Linked DNA regions of Homo sapiens: region 2 is linked to region 1. The links are chromatin loops, found by intact Hi-C in ENCODE. Cell type or tissue: A673. All regions are shown on one strand. Each heading gives the region's core, and the rest is flanking DNA. Links, peaks and the distances in the headings are about the cores only. Region 1 has its middle 170 kb from the start of ADGRA3. Region 2 has its middle 180 kb from the start of KCNIP4.

Region 1 (8,341 bases), core at 135-8,134:
CAGAGAAGATGAGTCATTTGGACAAAGTCACAAATCTAGTAAAAGGAGAGATGGAATCCAAGTCTAAAGAGTCTTCCCCCAAAGCTCATCTTAATAATCACCAATGCTATGTTGCTTCTAGAATCTGATTCTATTTACACCATTCTGGTGCTCTACCATGCTTTCTCGGATTTTTCCGACCTCTCTTTTGAGACGGAAACTAACAAAGATCATTGCTTTTGTTTTTATTCCCAGAGGGTCAGCCTATTCAGTCACCCTCTACAACAAAGTGGAAATTATCTGGAAGAAGATGAAAGAAGATCCCATGTAGCGAAAAAGGTGGCATGGAATCTCAGCCAACCAGGACACTGTCAGACGTTCCTTTAAAAGAGCCTTGTATCACAGATCATATATGTGCAATAATATACATAATCCCCCAGTGGGAGATGTCTTCTACATGGCAGTTATCACAACTGTGTAGTAAAGATTCCTCCTTCCCATTCTAGAGGATGGGGAAATAGCAATTGAAGCTAGGAATCACAGGCAGCATGGGTTGTACCAGGATCAACTTGTCCTGTTTCTTTGTCTAGAAAGATCTCCCCATATTCAAATGGCAGTCTCCTCCTCATACCTTAAGTTTAGACGGAATGATGCTAGTTCACAAAGATCCTCCTTGATGACCCATCCTGAAGAACTGGTTTTCACGTGACCCTTTCCCACAACATCCTATTATCACCATAGCACTTACCATAGCAGTCATTATTTCATTGATTGATTGACTTGTTTTTCTCGGTGTATAAGTTTTCTAGGGGTGCTGTAACAAAGTGCCACAAAATGAAAGCCTTGAACAACAGAAATGTATTCTCTCACAGTTCTAGAGGCTGGAGTTCCAAAATCAAGGTGTCAGCAGGCTCATGGACCCCCAAGTCTCTAGGTAAAATCCCTCTTGCCTCTTTCTAATTTTTAGTGGCGACTATTGCTCCTTAGCTTACTGTAACATTCCAATCTCTCTCTCACACACGGTGTTCTCCTTGTCTCTTTGTCCAATTTTTCTTCTTTCAAATTTCCAAATTTCTCAGTGTCCAAATTTCCTTCTTTTTAGGACACCGGTCATATTGGATTGCATATCTGCCCTACTCCAGTATGATCTCATCTTAACTTGGCTAATTACATCCTCCAGTGGCCAATTCTGGCTTCTAGAACCGTAAGAGGATAAATTTATGTTGTTTAAGCCCCACAGTTTATGATATTTTATTATGGCAATCCTAGGAAGCTACCACAATAACTCACTTTGCTTTGTTTAATCCAGGGTTTCATATACTTATTTGACCAAATAAATATTTTCTCCATGGTAGCTATTAACAATCTCTAACTCCCTTTGTGGAGGGGAAGGGGGGACATACGTGTTTTAGAAAAGTAAAGCTCATCTTCCTATTTCACAGATGAAGAAACTGAGACTCAAGGAGGACAAAGAATTCACACACTTGTGTGTGGTAGGATGAGGATCAGAACTTGGGCTCCACAGGCACTCTGGGTGCTCTTTACCATTTGCTTCTATTTACTTCTCAGCTGCCCCAGGAAATATGGTGGCATACAAGATTAGGCTTGGCTTGGCGCTCACTAAGAATAGAACAGGGAACTTTTCCCAATTAATGAAGGGCTCTTTGAAAAAATCGACCCAATATTCTTCCAGCCAATAGAAAAAAATGATTCTCCTTTGTAGAGGAGTTGGGGCAAATGGATTCTAAAAATCAATTATAAAAGCAGCTGGTCCAATGTAAACTGATGTCTCAGCTGAGTTTGGACTGACTGAAAATCCAGCCACAGCTTGGTTTTCACCTCTTCATCCCTCCACCCTTCCTTGTGCCTAAAGAGACAAGAGAATGTGAGCCCCCACCCCTGACATGTTTGAAAAGGGAAACAAATTCATTGATAACATTGTGGTCTGTTCAATTCTTTGCTTTTCTTTTTGCCTCCTTACCCCACCATCTTCCTCAGGTACACAGGACACACCAGAAATAAAGCACTCCCACCCCAGTGAAGGGGAGAGAGTGTCCCCTACCTTCTACTTGATAAGCTGCAGTGGCTGCCGCCCATCCAAATCCTGCAGGGAAAGCCATGGTTTAAGAAGCTGTCTACTGGGATCTTCAGCTGCCAGAAGCAGAGCACCCTTTGGCCAGAGGAGCCAGGCAATTGTGCAAACAGAAAATGAGCTCTCACCCTAGAATGAAGCCTCAGAATACAAATATTTATGCAAACAACAAGGAAGCAGGGGCAAAGGACACTTGACTGCCACAGCCTTGATAAGAATCCAAGATACTTTGTACAAGGCCATCATTTATACTTTCTTCCCCCAGCACTCCCTGATTCTTAACAGAGTTGATAACCCTGGGTGCTAAGTCCCTGATTTGGCAGGGCACCCATTTACCTGATGTTTTGCCTTTTAAAGTAACATGAACATTGTTTTAAAAAGTCATTATCATCCTACTAGAATTTTCCCTTAGTTCATTCATCCCAATTCCTGATCCGTACTCTGTAGAGGTAACCACTTTTAACCATTTCTTCTGATATTTAATCCCATATTGTGTAAATAATAGGGTGTTGCTGCTTATTTTTTTCAATTTTAGATAATTATTGACTTCTGGGTATAGGGCAGAGGATCTAGCACTCTCTCTCTCTGTTCCTCCTCCCTCCTTCTCTTCCACCTTCTCCCATCTGGCCAACATGATAAAATTACCTTTTCATTTAAATGAATTCAATATTTATATTTCTATGAGTCTGTATGGCTCAAAGCTGAGCCATATAGTATACATACCATGCTTCCATGCAACTTTTAATTTTCTCTAGGGTTAATCCACTGCCTGATCTTTATGTTTATTTCATCTTCTTTACACCTATTACTAATTCATCCCCAAACACTCTGACAGAAGAATACATCTCTGAGTTGTTCAAACAACTCTGTCTTCCTGCTCCATTCTGCACTGTTTATTTTTTAGGACACCACAGAGCTTTGACCCACGATCTCCTTCACATCATTCAGAGAGGCTCCTTCACCTCTCCCCTGGTCTTTCTGTTTCTTTTCCCGCTTTAGAGAAGCACATCCTCAAATAACTGTCTGATAAAGGGGGCATGGGACATAAATATTTCAAAACTCTGTAGTTGCTCTGGAATTGTCTTTAGTCTAACATTGCTCTTAATATGCAGTTTTGTACAGGATTTTATGATGAAAATAATTTTCACTCAGAATTTTGAAGGCATTGGTTCCTGATTTTCTAGCTTCTGGTGTGGCTACTGACAAGTTTGATGAGAATACAAGTCCTGTTCTTTTATATGTAAACTTTTTTATTTCCCCAGCCCACCCTCTCTGACCCCCAAGTTTCTGTTTCTGAAATTTCAGTCATGTTCATTGGTGTGGAACTTCTGTCCATTGTGCCAGGAACCCAGTGGGTATGGGTTTCCACAGAAATGTACATGTTAACAGTAGGGGAAACTGGATGAGGGGCCATGGGAACTCCCTGTACTATCTTTGAAGCTTCTGTGTAAATCTAAAATTGATCCAAAATAAAAAGTTTATTTAAAAAAAAATGACTATGGATTGGGAGGCCAAGGCGGGCGGATCACTTGAGGCCAGGCGTTCGAGACCAGCCTGGCCAATGTGGTGAAACCCTGTATCTACTAAAAATACAAAAATTAGCCGGGCATGGTGGCAGGCGCCTGTAATCCCAGCTACTCGGGAGGCTGAGGCAGGAGAATCGCTTGAACCCAGGAGGCAGAGGTTTCAGTGAGCTGAGATTGCACCATTGCATTCCACCCTGGGCAACAGAATGAGACTCCATCTCAAAAAAAAAAAAAAAAAAAAAAAAAGACTATGGAAAGAGAGGAGGTATGTATAACCGAAGTGAGGAAAGTTACTTACTCGGTTTCTCTACATTGCCATTAAATCATTCTACATTGTGTAATGACAGGAACATAAAGTTTGAAACAAGGTATAAGTAGGTTGAAATCCTACCTTCTCCAGTTATCCTAACTCTAAGAAGAGATTATATACAGAAAGAAATTGGAAAAGACACTGAAGATATTTAAAGGTACATGTTTGGTGAAATAACCTAACAAATGCATGGCAAACTATTAAATTTGGCTTATGTTGTCATTCAGTTCTGAAGCAATTGTAAATTGAGAGAAAAAATAAATATCGAAATGTTTTCACGATAGAACGCTAGATGGCAGTATTGCAATTTTTTTAGGTTTGCAAGTTGCAGTATAAAGTGGTATTAAAATTCAGTTATTTCACTAATGGCTGTCTACACCAGTCGCCCCTGGCTAATTACTACTGCTCTTCTAAAGATACTTCTCCAGAAGAAACAATCTATCTTCTCAGTGCTTCACATACTCTGAAGTTATTAGTCCACAAGTGGCAGAATTAATTTCTCTCAACATTGATTGGGTTGTTGTTCTAATCCAACATTCTCAAGCTTTTTGGTGTCAGGATCTCTTTACACTCTTAAAAATAATTGTGGTTCCTAAAGAACTTTTTTTCTTTCATGTGGGTTATATTTTATATTAAATATATTTGCTGTATTAGAAATTAAAACTGAGATTTTAAAAAAACATTTATCGTTGACTTCAAACAGCAATGAAGAGCATGTTAACAGAAGTTACTTATTTTATGAAAAATAACCATATAACCCCAAACAAACAAACAAAAATATTTAGTGAGAAGAGTGTCACTGTTTAAGATTTTTACAAATCTCTTTGCATGCCTGGTTTAATAGAAGACAGCTAATGTTCCTATCTGCGTCTTATTCAATTTGTTGTCTCTAGAAAACTCCACTGTACACTCACAGAAGAATACAGACAAGAGTGGAAAAGGCAAATCATATCGTAGCATCATTATAAAAAGTTTTGACCTGGTGTACACCCAAGTGGGTCTTGAGGACCTCTAGGAGTCCACAGAACACATTTTCGTAACTGTAGCCCTCCTTGAACTCACTTTCCACCCCTCCCCTAAGACCTTCCATTGCAACCCAGCACCCCTCTGTATCTTTCTCACGTTTCTGAGAACTCATTTCACTCATCTGCCCTGCACTAGGGCCCAAATGGCTCTAAGGCATGAATTTGCAGCCATCATCTCAGGTAAGAAAGAATTATTGTATTTTAGATTTTTCTGTATACAAAAAGTAGTCTGACTTCATGGTCCCATCCAGGAAGATTGGCTGGTAATTTAATTTGTCATTACTGTATTTGGGCCCCCTCTGCTTCATTTTAGGGCCATACAAGAAAATTTGGGTCTTATGAAAACCAAAATTCTTTGTAATACCTGTGTTTCTATTCCCCTACCTCCCAGTGTTGGTCTGTACCAGTTAATGCCAAGATGCCCACTCTCCAGGTCTACTATGGTCTCTTCAAGTCCACTGATTCTAGGGACTCAAGCCTTCTCCAGGGGTGAAGCTCTGAGGTTCTATGTTCAACTGCCGCTCATCACAGCCACAGTAGTTCCTCTGACGTCCTGCCACCTTCTGAAGGTACTGCCTCAGAACAGCACAACAAACCTTTTTATTCACGAGTGTCACCAACCTCTGTCTACTCCCCAAGCAAACATAAGTTACTTGCATTATAGTTTTGTCTACAGGTGTGCTCTTTCTAGAAGTCCTGGGACTGCTAAGTATATTAATCAGTCCTCACACTGCTGTAAAGAACTACCTGAGACTAGGTAATTTATGAAGGAAAGGCGTTAGATTGACTCACAGTTCCACAGGCTATACAGGAAGCAGGGCTGGGAGGCCTCAGTCATGGCAGAAGGATGAAGGGGAAGTAAGCATGTCTTCATGTGACAGGAGGAGAGTGCAAGTGAAGGGGGACTACACACTTTTTTTTTTCCTTGAGACGGAGTCTCGCTCTGTCACCCAGGCTGGAGTGCAGTGGCGCAATGCCGGCTCACTGCAACCTCCGCCTCCCAGGTTCAAGTGATTCTCCTGCCTCAACCGTCTGAGTAGCTGGGATTACAGGCATGCATCACCACACCCAACTAATTTTTGTATTTTTAGTAGAGACGGGGTTTCACCATGTTGGTCGGGCTGGTCTGGAACTCTTGAACTCATGATCCGCCCGCCTCAGCCTCTCAAAATGCTGGGATTACAGGCGTGAGACTACACACTTTTAAACAACCAGATCTCATGAGAACTCACTCACTATCATGAGAACAGCAAGGCAGAAATCCACCCCCATGATTTAATCAACTTCCACCAGGCCCCTCCTCCAACACTGAAGATCATAATTCAACATGAGATTTGGGTAGGAACACAGAGCCAAACCATATCATGAAGAAACTGTAAATTCAGGGACCTCTAGGTAAAAAGGAAAAAAAAAATCTTGCACAAAACTTTATTTGTTAACTGTAAAACAAGCTGTTCTTTAGTAAGAATTCAGCCCTATTAGTCATGATCTTGACCCTCCCAACTTGAATTGCTGAGATTCAAAAACTCTGGCATTCAAAATGCTCCTGCATACCTGTGTAGGAGAAAAAGATTCTAAATGAACGTTAGTCTATCTGTAGCAAAGATGCCTGTGTGTTCTAGCCGCCCTTGTTTCCCCTTCCATCTTGCCACACTTTTTGACTACATTTTTCAGCAACTTTGCAAATGGTTGTGACCACATTACTATGTGTCCTGGCCAGTGGAATGTAGGCAGAAGTAATGTGTACCACTGCCAGGCTGGGACACTACAATCTGCCTGCATAATCATTCATGTTTCAGCCATGTATCATCATTCTTCTTTCATCCACTGGCTGGATATACAGGCTCCACTGGAAGACTCTAAGACCCTAGGAATTCTCAGACGGAAGGAGCCTGGTTCTCTGTATCACAGCATGGAGCAGAGCCACATAACAGCCTGTGAACAATCCACTTTAAACTACAGTGTAAATAAGAAATAAACTTTTATTTTTCTAAACTACTGAGAGTGGAGAGTTGCTGATAAATACACTCTCTGAAAACAAACTGCTTCCTTGAGCTTTTTTTTTTTTTTTTTAACATAGTTAAATGACTTCAAAGTGTTTTCTTCCAGAGGAGAGCCTCTTCAGTGATACTATGTCATTGGAGAAGAAAGGAAGTGGAAGGGAACGTGAAGAAGGGGCAGGTGCAAAGGGTACATCTACTTGCAGTGGTTGGTGCAATGGATTATTCATCATGATTTCCTGCATTTACCAAGAAAGGTCTAGCCAAATTTTGACCTCAGAAGGCAAATTTTACAAAATTGCTTCTCAAAAAGGCCGCCGACTCCTGCAAGTAATCTGCTATTTTTAAGATTTCAATAATTCTAATTACTACTGTACATTTACTTCCTATAAGGTCTCCCAGGCTACCTAAACATCAATTGTATTGCTTTAATATTGACTGGAATTACATAAACTCATTGTGGTAATACCAGCTTCTCAGGCATGAAAATGCAAAAATGAATTAGTTACCATATTGCTCTCAGTTTCTTAGTAGACAGAATCTGTCAAAACATGAGGTGTAGAAAGTAATTCAGTAATAAAGGGCGTCTTTGGTTGTGGAAATTCTGACAGCCGTGTTGTGTGTGTGTACGTGTGCAGGAGCCAGGGGTAGGAACATTTACTAACATGAGCCACCCAGGACTTGGACGACCTACCTTTTGGTAACAGAATTTGATTTTCCATTGGGTATCTGCCTTTTACCCTATGCAGCCTAAATGTTTCTGGAAAATCTGACCCTGGGCCCCACGTAATAACTTGTCAGCTCCAGGGATTCATTTAAGGCCATATTCATATTTCATCTCATTGGTTACAGGGATTAAATTAGTGATGGGCTTGAAACCCAATTCCAACAATAAAAAATGAGAGAAGGTCTGTTAAGATTTCTAAGAAAAAAGCTTCCTCACTTTTCCAAAGAAGCTATCCAGAAAGACATACTCTTCCTGCTACACCTCAATACGGAAGTTTTTAGCAGCCATTTCACAAACATAGAGGATCAACCTTGGCATATAGAGGAAAGAGGGAATGAAATAACCTTTGTGAAATTATGGATTCCTTTTATGGTTTAGGTGTCTTTGAGTTTGTTTCCTGTTACTTGCAACCAAAAATTTCAAATACAGTAAACATGTGAGTGTGCATATATGTGTAAATATGTGTGACACATTGATATGTGCATGTGTTACATCTAGCCATGCATGTGGTATTATGCAGATGTAGATGTGTGTAGATGTGAAAGCAGATGTGTGCATACATGCATGTATGTGTGTATACATGCATGTATGTGTGTATGGTTCACACGTGTCTGTGTATCATAAATCCCTGCACATAAAGGAACTTCAAAACCTTTACTGGATATTTTTTCTAGTTGTCTTG
Region 2 (8,341 bases), core at 303-8,302, 560 kb after region 1:
AATAATTAGAGAGATAGACTAGAGTAAATCTAAGAGTTTGCAGTCTGCAGCCAAGCATAATTGGTTTAGATTCTGGTCCCACAACATATATTTAATCCAGGGAAAATAATTTAGTTATTCTAAACCTCAGTTTCTCACCAATAATTCTAAATAATAGTTCTAAACCAACATTTCCCATAGAATGTGTATCTAAACAGTATAGCCTCTTAAGGTTGAGATTATTTAATAAGTTAATGTCTATAGGAATCCACCTGGTCAATTTCTGATTTATAAAAAGTACTCAAATATTAGCTAATATAATTAGGCTTTATTTGACTTAGCTTTTACTGTGTGATTCTGGACATATCCAGCATATCCTATGCTATCTCTTTCTCCATGGAAATTTAATCAACACCAGACAACACTTATGATTAATTAATAAAACAGGTTACTTGAAAACCACAAAATCCTCCAGATCACCATGTGTTTTTAAAATAATAATATTGCTTGAACTGATAGATTCATTGTAACGTCACTTTCAATGACACGCAAGGAGTAGATTACTTAGGGAAAATAAAAACCTCACGTTCACTGGCACGCAAACAGACAGCAGTTATGTATAGGCAGCAGTTATGTTGAAAACTCGATCAACTCAGCAGGAGAAAAAAAACATTCAGCATGTAATTAGCTCAAAGTGTTGAGCTCTCTTTTCTATTTTTTACCTGGATGTGCTGGAGTCTTGCATGAACTGCTCATAGTTACTACAATCAATGCCATGGCCATGAAAGAAACCACTAACTGTACCAGTGTACCAACTAAACTGTATCTCAAGGCATAAAAAAGGGAGGTAGTATGAATAATATGGAAGAAAATGGACTGTCACTTGTTTCAATATATCTTAGTGAAGAAGCAATAGAACTTACTGGTAAATGGTGAAGACACTGGGAACAACAAGAATGCCTGGTTTGCAATGCCAGCTCATGCATTTATTACCTATATGAACTTAGACAAGCTTAATTTCTCTTTGTCTTAATTTTCTCTACCATAAAATTGGAATAATAGGACCTCACAGGACTAAAGAAATCAGTACATTCAGAGTGCTTCGAATAGTGTCTGGCTTATACAAAGTGGCTTTCAAGAAACATTAATTATTTTTATGCTTAAGATCACTAATCATCAGGGAAATGCAAATCAGGACCACAATGTAATATTACCTGACACCTGTTAGAATGCGTATTTTTTTTAAGAGACAAAAGATAGCGAATTTTGACAAGGATATGGAGAAAAGAGAATCCTTGTATATTGTTGGTGGTAATGTAAATGAGAATATGGGAATAAATGTGGAAAACAGTATAAAGATTTCTCAAAAACTAAAAATAGAATCAACTTATGTTCCAGCAATCCCATTTCTGGGTATATATCCAAAGGAAATGAAATAAGCATCTTGAAGAGATATCTGCACCCTCATGTTCACTGCAGCATTATTCAGAATAGCCAAGATAAACAATCCACCTACATGGGGGGTGGGGAAAATGGGCATATATTGTTTTAAGAATACAAAGTTAAATCCCACATATATTTGACATCACCCCAATTCCCCATGATGATGCAGGGGTTCCTCCACTGCCTTGTAAAATCCAAGCCAGATTTCTCCCAGCTCATTCATTTCTCTGTCCTTTCCTATGATCTCCTCAAAACTTACCTGTTCAAGGTTTTATCTCCATTCTTGGACTTTTTGAACAGTTGGAACTCTATTGATGAAATTAATCTGCAGAAGTTGATAATGTCGATGTAAGAATAGTGCAATAATGTATCTCTCTAGATTAGGTGTTTTCTATTATAATGGGGGATACAGTGCCTGTAACCAAAGTAACTCATAATGGTTGTTTTAGACTGTTGGGGAAATGATTTTGGAAGAAATATTTATTTAGACCTCCTCAAATCATTTAAACTGCTGTGAAACCTTTGTTCTGATGGATAAAATTACGAGGAAGAAAAGGAGAAAGAATCCAGCCCTCTAGTAGTAGGTATTTTACATAACAGTTAATGACTCTTAAGTCCTTTTTTTTTCTTTTGAGACTGAGTTTCGCTCTTGTCGCCCAGGCTGGAGTGCAATGGCGCGATTTCGGCTCACTGCAACCTCCGCCTCCAGGGTTCAAGTGATTCTCGTATCTCAGCCTCTCGAGTAGCTGTGATTACAGGCACGTGCCACCACGCCCAACTAATTATTGTATTTTTAGTAGAGACAGGGTTTCATCATGTTGGCCAGGCTGGTCTCGAACCCCTAACCTCATGCCATCCACCCTCTTCGGCCTCCCAAAGTGCTGAAATTACAGTCCTGAGCCATGGTGCCCAGCCTCTTAAGTCCTTTTTAAGTTCCACACTACTGTATATACGTTAGCTCATTTAATTCTCACAACTGTATAGAATAGGTAACGTTAATAGTCTTATTTATGAATGAGGAAATAAGAGACACACTAAGTGAGGTCACACTGCTAGTCATACAGCAAAGCAAAATTCAAAACCAGGCATTCTAGGTTGGAAGCCTACTCACTTTACTAGTCTGCAGTACCACCCACCATGAAGCAGCTCATTCAGTCACTACAAAAGCCATGAACCATGTCAGTATTCGTTCTACTTAATGGGAAAAATATTTGCCCAAGGTCTCTCAACAAGGAAATAGAATTGGGATTCAATTTTAGTCCTGCCTGTTCCCAAAGGCTGTGTCATTTCCACTATACAAAGCAGCTTCTATGTGGCTCTCAAGTTCCCTTTGCAGCTTTAATTTCTCTTACACCGATTTCCTTGCAATAGAGTTGATATATACTAGGCACCTCAGGCAAAGTGGCACAGGTATTTGGCATTTGCTTTTCTCATGATATCTAGCTGAGGGTGGGGTCTAACTCTTCAGGAATATATTCCACTGTGCTTTCAACAAAACTAGTAATTGTGGCGTCTTCTAGCATTTAGGCTGCCTAATGGCTAACTTAAAAAGCTAAAGGTGACTTTACTCAGATAAAGTAATTCTGTCTGCACTCCTCTATAGTAATTTAATGTCTTGTAATTCTGTACACCATTAAGGAGCAATTAAAAGCAAGCATGTTAGGTTTCAATTCTCTAAACCTCGCAATGCAAAGTCACAGATCCTGACTCCCATTTCATTTGTTTTTAGAGGCAATGCAATCAGGACACGAATCTTTCTTATTTCTTTCCCCATTTCCCATTATCCTTCATATCCCTCTTGCCATCTAAGGGACATATGTCCCCTTGACAATCCTTCAGAGAAAAAGAATTTAGCATGAAACAGACGTGGAGTGTGGGAAGGGGGTGGAATTGAAAATAATGACAACAGCATACTCCAGAGAGATCCTGATTTCCACCTGATTTCCAGAAAGACACCCTCCTCCTGAATTCTTTTTCTTTGGCTGCTAACTACAAGTGACTGAATTAGCCTTTCATAACACTGAGGGAAGGGGCTGAAACAGGAAGAAAAAAAAAGCCCTGAGAGGAAAATTCATTGGAGGAAGCATAAATGACAATGATGTATACTAGATGTTTTTTTTTTTCTGAGAGCAGGTTTTATTAGAAAAAAGAAGAGGGGAGCTCGCCTCTTTGAACGCCTCTCTCCCTCCCACCAGCATTGGGATAAGCTCTTGACAGACATTAACCTTCACCAGGCTCCTGTGAGCTAGGTATTTACCATCTGGATTTCAGTTGATGAAATCAAAGAGGCTCGATTACTTGCCTCGGGGCGTGAAGTTAGAGAGGAACATCAGGCCTGACTCTAAAAGCTGGTATCTCTTTGGAGGTCATCAACCCGACAGTTAACAACTTGATTAACAAATACGTTTTGAGCATGATGCTGAGACTGGAGATAGAATAAGGTCTACGCCGTGAATGCTGCCCTCTGTTGGAGGAGGGTAGAACGTACCCCTTGTTTTCTGTTTGTATTTGCAGCGACCTCTGTTAGAGTAACACAATTGGCCTCCTGTGTCATCCTTCCTGGTCATTCCCCCAGGGCAGGAGACGGGCCCCAATAATTGGTAAGTTAGGAAACAAAGTATTGAACACAGTGTAGCCCTCTTTCAGAATTCTGCTTTGAGGACTCTCTGCTGGCAGAGAAACTATACCCTTTCTCATTCACTCTAATTTTAGGCTTAAAAGCCTTTCCCCTGTGAGCAGGTTGGGTCTCCAGTTCCATCGCTGAAGTATGAGTAGTTTTTCTTTTTCTTTTCTTTTATTTTAATTAATTAATGTATTTTTTATTATACTTTAAGTTCTAGGGTACATGTGCACAATGAACAGGTTTGTTACATATGTATACATGTGCCATGTTGGTGTGCTGCACCCGTTAACTCATCATTTACATTAGTTATATCTCCTAATGCTGTCCCTCCCCCCTCTCCCCACCCTACGACAGGCCCCAGTGTGTGATGTTCCCCACCCTGTGTCCAAGTGTTCTCATTGTTCAATTCCCACCTATGAGTGAGAACACGTGGTGTTTGGTTATCTGTCCTTGCAATAGTTTGCTCAGAATGATGGTTTCCAGCTTCATCCATGTCCCTACAAAGGACATTAACTTATCCTTTTTTGTGGCTGCATAGTATTCCATGGTGTATATGTGCCACATTTTCTTAATCCAGTCTATCATTGTTGGACATTTGGGTTGGCTCCAAGTCTTTGCTGTTGTGAATAGTGCCACAATAAACATACGTGTGCATGTGTCTTTATAGCAGCATGATTTATAATCCTTTGGGTATATACCCAGTAATGGGATGGCTGGGTCAAATGGTATTTCTGGTTCTAGATCCTTGAGGAATCACCACACTGTCTTCCACAATGGTTGAACTAGTTTACAGTCCCACCAACAGTGTAAAAGTGTTCCTATTTCTCCACATCCTCTCCAGCATCTGTTGTTTCCTGACTTTTTAATGATCGCCATTCTAACTGGTGTGAGATGATATCTCATTGTGGTTTGGATTTGCATTTCTCTGATGGCCAGTGATGATGAGCATTTTTTCATGTGTCTGTTGGCTGCATAAATAAATGTCTTCTTTTGAGAAGTGTCTGTTCATATCCTTTGCCGACTTTTTGATGGGGTTGTTTGATTTTTTCTTGTAAATTTGTTTGAGTTCATTGTAGATTCTGGATATTAGCCCTTTGTCAGATGAGTAGATTGCAAAAATTTTCTCCCATTCTGTAGGTTGCCTGTTCACTCTGATGGCAGTTTCTTTTGCTGTGCAGAAGCTCTTTAGTTTAATTAGATCCCATTTGTCTATTGTGGCTTTTGTGGCCATTGCTTTTGGTATTTTAGTCATGAAGTCCTTGCCCATGCCTATGTCCTAAATGGTATTGCCTAAGTTTTCTTCTAGGGTTTTTATGGTTTTAGGTCTAACATTTAAGTCTTTAATCCATCTTGAATTAATTTTTGTATAAGGTGTAAGGAAGGGATCCAGTTTCAACTTTCTACATATGGCTAACCAGTTTTCCCAGCACCATTTATTAAATGGGGAATCCTTTCCCCATTTCTTGTTTTTGTCAGGTTTGTCAAAGATCAGATGGTTGTAGATGTTTGGTATTATTTCTGAGGGCTCTGTTCTGTTCCATTGGTCTATATCTCTGTTTTGGTACCAGTACCATGCTGTTTTGGTTACTGTAGACTTGTATAGTTTGAAGTCAGGTAGCATGTTTCCTCCAACTTTGTTCTTTTGGGATAGGATTGTCTTGGCAATGCAGGCTCTTTTTTGGTTCCATATGAACTTTAAAGTAGGTTTTTCCAATTCTGTGAAGAAAGTCATTTGTAGGTTGATGGGGATGGCATTGAATCTATAAATTACCTTGGGCAGTATGGCCATTTTCACGATATTGTTTCTTCCTATCCATGAGCATGGAATATTCTTCCATTTGTTTGTGTTCTCTTTCATTTTGTTGAGCAGTGGTTTGTAGTCCTCCTTGAAGAGGTCCTTCACATCCCTTGTAAGTAGGTATTTTATTTTCTTTGAAGCAATTGTGAATGGGAGTTCAATAATGATTTGGCTCTCTGTTTGTGTGTTACTGGTGTATAGGAATGCTTGTGATTTTTGCACATTGATTTTGCACCCTGAGACTTTGCTGAAGTTGCTTAAGGAGATTTTGGGCTGAGATGATGGGGTTTTCTTAATATACAATCATGTCATCTGCAAACAGGGACAATTTGACTTCCTCTTTTCCTAATTGAATACCCTTTATTTCTTTCTCTTGCCTGATTGCCCTGGCCAGAACTTCCAACACTATGTTGAATAGGAGTGGTGAGAGAGGGCATCCCTGTCTTGTGCCAGTTTTCAAAGGGAATGCTTCCAGTTTTTGCCCATTCAGTATGAAATTGGCTGTGGGTTTGTCATAAACAGGTCTTATTATTTTGAGATATGTCCCATCAATACCTAGTTTATTAAGAGTTTTTAGCATGAAGGGCTGTTGAATTTTGTCAAAGGCCTTTTCTGCATCTATAGAGATAATCATGTGGATTTGTCTTTGGTTCTGTTTATATGATGGAATATGTTTATTGATTTGCATATCTTGAACCAGCCTTGCATCCCAGGGATGAAGCCAACTTGATCGTGGTGGATAATTGTTTTCATGTGCTGCTGGATTCAGTTTGCCAGTATTTTATCGAGGATTTTTGCATCAAGGATTTTTGCATCGATGTTCATCAGGGATATTGGTCTAAAATTCTTTTTTGTTGTGTCTCTTCCAGGCTTTGGTATCAGGATGATGCTGGCCTCATAAAATGAGTTAGGGAGGATTCCCCCTTTTTCTATTGATTGGAACAGTTTTAGAAGGAATGGTACCAGCTCCTCTTTGTACCTCTGGTGGAATTCGGCTGTTAATCAGTCTGGTCCTGGACTTTTTTTAGTTTGTAGGCTATTAATTATTTCCTCCATTTCAGAGCCTGTTATTGGTCTATTCAGGGATTCAACTTCTTCCTTATTTAGTCTTGGGAGGGTATATGTGTCCAGGAATTTATCCATTTCTTCTAGATTTTCTAGTTTATTTGCATAGAGGTGTTTATAGTATTCTCTGATGGTAGTTTGTATTTCTGTGGGATTGGTGGTGATATCCCCTTTATCATTATATATTGCATCTATTTCATTCTTCCTTCTTTTCTTCTTTTTTAGTTTTGATAGTAGTCAATCAATTCTGTCGATCTTTTCAAAAAACCAGCTCTTGGATTCATTGGTTTTTTTGAAGGGTTTTTTTTGCCTCTATCTCCTTCAGTTCTTAGTTATTTCTTGCCTTCTGCTAGCTTTTGAATGTGTTTTCTCTTGCTTCTCTAGTTCTTTTAATTGTGATGTTATGGTGTCAATTTTAGATCTTTCCTGCTTTCTCTTGTGGGCATTTAGTGCTATAAATTTCCCTCTACACACTGATTTGAATGTGTCCCAGAGATTCTGGTATGTTGTGTGTTTGTTCTCATTGGTTTCAAAGAACATCTTTATTTCTGCCTTCATTTCGTTATGTACCCAGTAGTCATTCAGGAGCAGGTTGTTCAGTTTCCATGTAGTTGAGCGGTTTTGAGTGAGTTTCTTAATCCTGAGTTCTAGTTTGATTGCACTGTGGTCTGAGAGACAGTTAGTTATAATTTCTGTTCAATTACATTTGCTGAGGAGTGCTTTACTTCCAACTACATGGTCAATTTTGGAATAAGTGCAATGTGGTGCTGAGAAGAATGTATATTCTGTTGACTTGGGGTGGAGAGTTCTGTAGATGTCTATTAGGTCCACTTGGTGCAGAGCTGAGTTCAATTCCTGGATATCCTTGTTAACTTTCTGTCTTGTTGATCTGTCTAATGTTGACAGTGGGGTGTTAAAGTCTCCCATTATTATTGTGTGGAGTCTGAGTCTCTTTATAGGTCTCTAAGGGCTTGCTTTATGAATCTGGGTGCTCCTGTATTGGGTGCATATATACTTAGAATAGTTAGCTCTTCTTGTTGAATTGATCCCTTTACCATTGTGTAATGGCCTTCTTTGTCTCTTCTGATATTTGTTTGTTTAAAGTCTGTTTTATCAGAGACTAGGATTGCAACCCCTGCTTTTTTTTTTTGTTTTCCATTTGCTTGGTAGATCTTCCTCCATCCCTTTATTTTGAGCCTATGTGTGTCTCTGCACATGAGATGGGTCTCCTGAATACAGCACACTGATGGGTCTTGACTCTTTATCCAATTTGCCAGTGTGTGTCTTTTAATTGGAGCATTTAGCCAATTATGAAGTATGAGTAGTTTTTCTTTTTCTTTTATTTTATTTTAATTAATTAATTTATTTTTTATTATACTTTAAGTTCTAGGGTACATGTGCACAACGAACAGGTTTGTTACATATGTATACAT

What was found. Peaks named below come from ENCODE experiments on the same cell type or tissue, not always from the same donor. Only the 100,000 strongest peaks of a DNase experiment are listed, where the experiment ranks them.
Region 2: it touches region 1 in a loop (2.0-fold over the local background); 6 of 110 quality-filtered maps call a loop at or near these places.

Annotation. Positions count from the first base shown.
Region 1 is chr4:22,686,774-22,695,114 of GRCh38, reverse strand. It overlaps the pseudogene GBA3. Among named protein-coding and RNA genes, the nearest start is that of ADGRA3, 170 kb to the right of the region's middle. In A673, for the core only: a CTCF peak has its summit at 4,207 (motif pointing right); a DNase peak (open chromatin) is centred at 4,214; H3K27me3 peaks cover 2,292 bases.
Region 2 is chr4:22,125,197-22,133,537 of GRCh38, reverse strand. No RefSeq gene overlaps it. Among named protein-coding and RNA genes, the nearest start is that of KCNIP4, 180 kb to the right of the region's middle. In A673, for the core only: a CTCF peak has its summit at 3,891 (motif pointing left); no DNase peak of the experiment used is centred there.